2 separate regions of the Homo sapiens genome follow, and region 2 is linked to region 1. A link is an interaction called in ENCODE POLR2A ChIA-PET data of the cell type or tissue named here. Cell type or tissue: MCF 10A. All regions are shown on one strand. Links, peaks and the distances in the headings refer to the core of each region. The heading gives the core; the rest is flanking DNA.

Evidence for each region. Peaks named below come from ENCODE experiments on the same cell type or tissue, not always from the same donor. Only the 100,000 strongest peaks of a DNase experiment are listed, where the experiment ranks them.
Region 2: POLR2A ChIA-PET joins it to region 1 with 6 read pairs; 6 of 35 experiments call an interaction of 5 or more read pairs at or near these places.

Annotation. Positions count from the first base shown.
Region 1 is chr22:39,133,295-39,136,185 of GRCh38, forward strand. CBX7 (chromobox 7) reads right to left here. Exons shown (of 6, transcript NM_175709.5): 5 at 1,107-1,458; 6 at 1-754. The coding sequence ends at 597. Among named protein-coding and RNA genes, the nearest start is that of CBX7, 18 kb to the right of the region's middle. RefSeq lists enhancers at 333-1,017, 1,018-1,701, 1,808-2,785. In MCF 10A, for the core only: CTCF peaks have their summits at 1,982 and 2,194; a DNase peak (open chromatin) is centred at 1,867.
Region 2 is chr22:38,880,171-38,883,072 of GRCh38, forward strand. No RefSeq gene overlaps it. Among named protein-coding and RNA genes, the nearest start is that of CBX6, 9.4 kb to the left of the region's middle. In MCF 10A, for the core only: no CTCF peak of the experiment used is centred there; a DNase peak (open chromatin) is centred at 1,481.

The sequences.
Region 1 (2,891 bases), core at 392-2,891:
TCTCAGCAGAAGGGTCTCAGCGGCGCCTCCTCCCTGGGAAGGATAGAAGCCTCTCTGAAGGGGAAGGGACTCGCCCCAAGTAACCTCAACCCTTCCTCCTGCCCCTTCCTCCCGCCCCACTCACTTTTGGTCAAAACCAGCCTCCACAGCCCACCGCAAAGCCAGAGAGGAGAGTTCAAGGTAAAGACCCAATTGAAACAAGAGAAAAGGGGAAAACCAGCCAACCAGGCTGGGGTGGCCACTCAAGGGAGAGGGTTTGGGCCTTCCAATGCTCCTTTAACTCCCAGAACCAGCTGCTGCGTCACTAGAGGAGAATGATAATGGTGGTGTCCCGGGCAGGTGATCCTGTCCCCATCCTGCCCTGGGGGTGGTACCCCAACTCCCAGAGCAACTCTCTCCATCCCCAGCCTGAGGCCTCGTGGTAAACGTCCCTCAGAGAAAGGGCAGGTGGTGGGAGAGTAGTGGGATCTTCTCCCCTTTTGCTGCTCGGTATTTTTTTAAATAAAATAATTACCCCGCCCCCAACCCATCCCTATCTCTGGAAGTCCCACCCCAAGCCCAAAAGAAAACAGTTTAAGAAGAGTAAAAACGGTGATTCAGAACTTCCCACTGCGGTCTCGGAAGAAGCCCTCAGCTGCCTGGGCCTCGCGGAAGGTGACGGTGATGGAGTTGGCGGTGATGTCGGTCACGGTCACCTCACTTGAGGGGAGCGCAGGTGTCCAGGGAGGGGGCCCCTCGGCCAGGTCGGCATCTGCTGCAGCGTCAGACACACAGATGGGGGCAGCGTTGACAAGGTGGGAAGCCATGCAGACCACCCAACCCGACCCCAACTCCAGCTCCTCCTCTCTGTGTCTTCAGTCAGCTCAGGGCCTCACACAGGGCTGGACACTTGGGAGGAGGGCACTGGGTGCATCCTCCCCACCTAGACAAGAGCTCAGCCAGAGCGGGACGACAGGAGGAGCCCTGGGCTAGTGTTGGGCCCTGAGCCCAGACCCGACTGGCCCCACAAAGCACTACAGGCCCTCTTTGGACATTGAACCAGCTGGACCTTATGACCCATAGGGCCCTTTCCAGCTCTGAGGGTCTCTGGGCTGGGGCCGCCTTACCCTCCTCTTCAGGGGGCTGCGCAGCAGGCTCCCACTCGCCAGCCGCCTGCAGGACGTCTGGGGCCGGTGGCTCCTGCAGGAAGAGCTCCCGTCGATGGCTGTGGCTCTCCAGGTTGGGCCCGCGGGGCGGGAACTTCTTGCGCGAGAGCCGCAGGTACTTGTGGGCCTTTCGGGGCTTGCGGAGCGGGAAGGGCAGGGTGGGCACCAAGGGGCCCTTGTCCACCAGCTCAGGTGCCCCCGCCTTGACCACCCCCTCAGGGCTCCCGCTGCCGAGTGGGCACGTCAGGGAGAAGCAGAGCTTCTCCTTGCCCTTGGCCTTGTGGGAGCTCCGCAGGTCCATGCTGTACAGCCGCTGCGGGGGCAAGCCAGGGCAGCGCGGGTCAGCCCCACCCTCCCACCCGCCACACCTTTGCTCATGCTGTTCCTCCCACCCGGAATGCCCTTCCCATGCCATGTCTACCCACTCAACTCCTTCCCATGCCACGGCTGGCCATCACCCCACCCCACCCCAGCCCAGAGAGTGCGCCCCGGGCAACCCCAGGGTCGGCCAGCTCAGCCCTGCCTCTGGGCCCCACAGAGCACTCGCGTCCCAGCGTTTACTCCTTTGATACCCAGCAGAGAAGCATACAAGAAGGACAAACTGAAAACTGGCCAAGAGAAACAAATCTGGATGCATTAAGGAGTTAGCCTTCGTTTTAGGAAAGGCATCTTTGCTTGCCAGAGCACCTCCAAAACTGACACTGCCAGCTCACCCGGGAGATGGTGCAGGCAGAGGGCCAAGGTGTGCTCTTGGAGTTGCTTGGGGCAAAGCCAGGCCAGCAGCACACACAGCCCCGGATGCCCATGCTATCCAGCCAAAGGGACAGGGCTCCACCTGGCCTGCAGATGCACCCCGACCCCTCCAGGGGGCTCCTGGGCTCTGTGATTGCAGCCCGCTCTGCTGATTGCCCGCGACACATCTGGAGCTGGAGGGCAAGTCTGTCCACCCCTGGAGTTTGTAATGTCGGGATTTATCTTATTTACTTGGGGAGAATTTACATGAATCTACAAAAGATTCATGGTGCCAAGATGTTGGGAGACTCTGGATCACTGGGACAGTACCTTCTCCTGCCACCTGCTACCAGAGGTCAGGAGCTCCCAGGAAGATAGTGCAGCCATCAGATGGGACCTGTGAGGTCAAACACCTCCAAGCTGAGGGAAGGGATGACACACGCAGGTCCCACTCACAGTCGTGCCTGTTAACGGCATCACATGTCCCCAGGTGCCGGCTGCTGCAGTGATGGGAGGAGGGCTAAACTGGGAGGGGACTGGGAAAATACTGCAGTGCCTGGGAGGCACATCTGGTAGGCAGCTGACTCAAAACCCACTCCTCCCAGCGGGCTCACAGGCCATCAGAAGCCTAGTATGGGCCAGGCACAGTGGCTCACGCCTGTAATCCCAACACTTTAGGAGGCCGAGGCAGCTGGATCACCAGAGGTCAGGAGTTCAAGGCCAGCCTGGCCAACATGGCGAAACCCCATCTCTACTAAAAATACAAAAATTAGCCGGGTGTGGTGGCAGGTGCCTGTAATCCCAGCTACTTGGGAGGCTAAGGCAGGACAATCATTTGAACCCAGAAGGCAGAGCTTGCAGTGAGCAGAGATCGCACCACTGTATTCCAGCCTGGGCGACAGAGCGAGACTCTGTCTGGGAAAAAAAAAAAAAAAAAAAAAGAAGCCCAGTACATTCTACCATTCTGCAAGGCAGGGTCTTCTACGTCCTTGGCAACCTCATCACGAGAGAACT
Region 2 (2,902 bases), core at 263-2,762, 250 kb before region 1:
GCTCCACAGTGGCAGGGACTTTGCCCATCTGGTTCCCACTTTTTCTCCAGTGCTAACACAGGGCCCTGCACACAGTAGGTATCCAATTCATATATATATATTTTCCAATTAATATTTGTTGGGTGTGCCATTGAAGGGCTTGTTAAGAGTAATTTTGACCATATAACATGTATAGGGATTCAGGTCCAGCAACTGCTTGCTGCATCTCTCTCCCCCTCTCTGCAATGGGCTCTGGGAATGCAAAGTAGAAAAGATGGGATTTCTGCCCTGGAGGAACTGAGATGCTTGAAGAGATGGATGTGCACACGGATGAATTTCAGCGGTGCAACTTTTCATCATCAACCTCTTTGAGCCTCAGTGTTCATCTGTAAAATGGAGATAATCATTCCTAGCTTGTAGAATTCTCATGAGGATAACAACATATGATATATATCAGCATCTGCAACTGTGTTGGGCACACAGCAAGTCTGCAGTGGTGGAAGTGTACGTTTATATATGCTCTGAGCCAGTTTATACCTCAAGAGAGATGAACATCACACACAACCCCCCCACACACACACGCACACAACGTATACACTTATATGTTTTTCTTCCACTGAAAGTATATTGGACCAATTCTAGAAATTGAAGCTGTATTGACCAAAAATAACAACAGCTAACACGTTGTACAGAACTCCTTATAGGGTTCATACCTATAATCCCACCACTTTGGGAGGCCGAGGCAGGAGGATCACTTGAGGTCAGGAGTTCGAGACCAGTCTGGCCAACATGGTGAAACCTCGTCTCTACTTAAAAAAAAAAAAAAAAAAAAATTAGCCAGGTATGGTGGTGGGCACCTATAATCCCAGCTATTCAGGAGGCTGAGGTAGGAGAATCTCTTGAACCTGGGAGGTGGAGGTTGCAGTGAGCCGAGACCGCGCCATTGCACTCCAGCCTGGGCAGCAAGAGTGAAACTGTCTCAAAAAGAAAAAAAAAAAAACTCATTATGTTTCAAGGACTCTTCTGAGAGCTTTACATACAGTATTAATAATTTATTTATTTATTTTTTCTTCTTTTCTATCTCTACCTGATTAGAGAAAAGGTATTAATAATTTGATCTCAAAAGGATCCTACGAGGTAGATGCTGTTGTTATTCCATTTTACTATTGAGGATACTGAGTTTCTATCCAAATGTGGAAGACTCAGAGGTGAATGAAACTTTTCTTCTTCCATTTAATGCCCTTCCCTTATCTCTTCCTGCTGCCCAACGAGTCCAGCCACATGATGCTATTTGACCTAGGAAGCTGTGGACAAAGAAGCCAAATACAGGAGTTCAGGGGACAGTGTGAGCCCCTGAACATGTAGAGAATAGAGACGTGTAGAGTTCCTTCTGAAACACTGCACTGTGAAATTCTGTGCCTCCGAAGACAGGCTCGCTATTTTTAGAAAGAGGGCAGCAGAGTCGTTGGAAATATGCCCGAATACGGTCATGATTGGGCAAGGGACACGGGAAACGCCAATTTTGGCAAAGGGATTATTTGGAAGTGCAGTTCTGACCAAGTCATTCCTCTGTTTAAGATGTTTCAACATTGAAGGAGCCAAAATATCAACAGTGAAAAAACCTCTTAGTGGCTGTTGCTGTCTCTAGAGGAAGCCTGAGCTCTTTCTCGTGGCAGAGCAACTCTTCCCCATGTCCCTACACCCTGTACCCTCAACCTGCACACCTTCTTCGTTGGGTCTCTTTGAACCACCTGCTGTTCCCGGGTGGTCCCCGCTTTTCCACACCTTTGTACCTTCACCTGGGATGCACCTATGCATCTTTCAAAACTCAGTTCTGGGGTCTCCTGTATGAAGCCATATCTGGCCCTGCCAGGTAGAACTGGCCAGCCTTCCTTTGCCCCATTTTGGTGTTTATAGAGCATCAAGAACACAGGAGAGTTCTTCCTGGTGACTTGCCACCTCCCTGCAAAGCATGAGCTCCCTGAGGGCATGGCCCCCTGTGCTGCTTGTTCCCTGGACAGGGCCTGACACTAGGTAGACAGTCAAGTAATATTTACTGGGCTTCAATCATATGCTTGTACTATTCTAGGAGCTGGGGACACAGCAGAGAACAAGACAGACAGAGTCCCTGCCCTTGAGAGTCTTGGATTCTTATGGGGGCAGCAGACAGACAACAAACACACAAGGCAAGATGATTTCAAGTCAGATATGTGTTGTGAAGAGGCTGAATAGGAATGCACAGTGGAGAGGAACAGGGCGCATGGGTGGGGTGCTCAGCATGGTGGCTGGGGCAGGCCTGTAGAGCAGCCACATCTGAGATGAGACCCACACCAGGAAAAGGAGGCAGCTGTATAGATCTGGGAGAGGAGGTTTCCTAGCAAAAGGCCCTGAGGCAGGGACACACCTGGCATATCTGAGGGACAGAAGGAAGCCAGCGGGGCTGGAGCCGAGTGGACAGAGAGAGTGAGGTCAGCGAGGGAGGCAGGGCCCTGCAGGCCATGGAGGAGAGCCTGGGCCTTGATCCAAGTACAGGGAGGAGGCCCCCAGTGACAACTCACTGCAGAGGCGAAGGGGCCTGGCACAGCAAGCTGGATGCAGAGGCTGAGCCCTGGGTGAGGTTCCGAGGGCCAAGAGGCAGATGCATTTCCAATCTGCTGCAGCGCAGCCTCCCCGATGTATATTCAGAGAGGCAACAGGCTGTACATTAAAATGGAAAGAGCTGGAAACTCCCTGGAAACTCCAAGCCTGGGCACCATCTCACAGATGGGTGCCCAAGACGGAGGGAGCCATTCCCCTCTGGTCTGCTAGTTAATTAGGGCTTCTCTACAAAGACACTTGGAAATACAATGATTTAAAGAAGAGCGTTTGTTCCTTTCTTCCACAACAGTCTGGCTTGTCAGGCCAGGGGCGCCCCAGCAAGGTC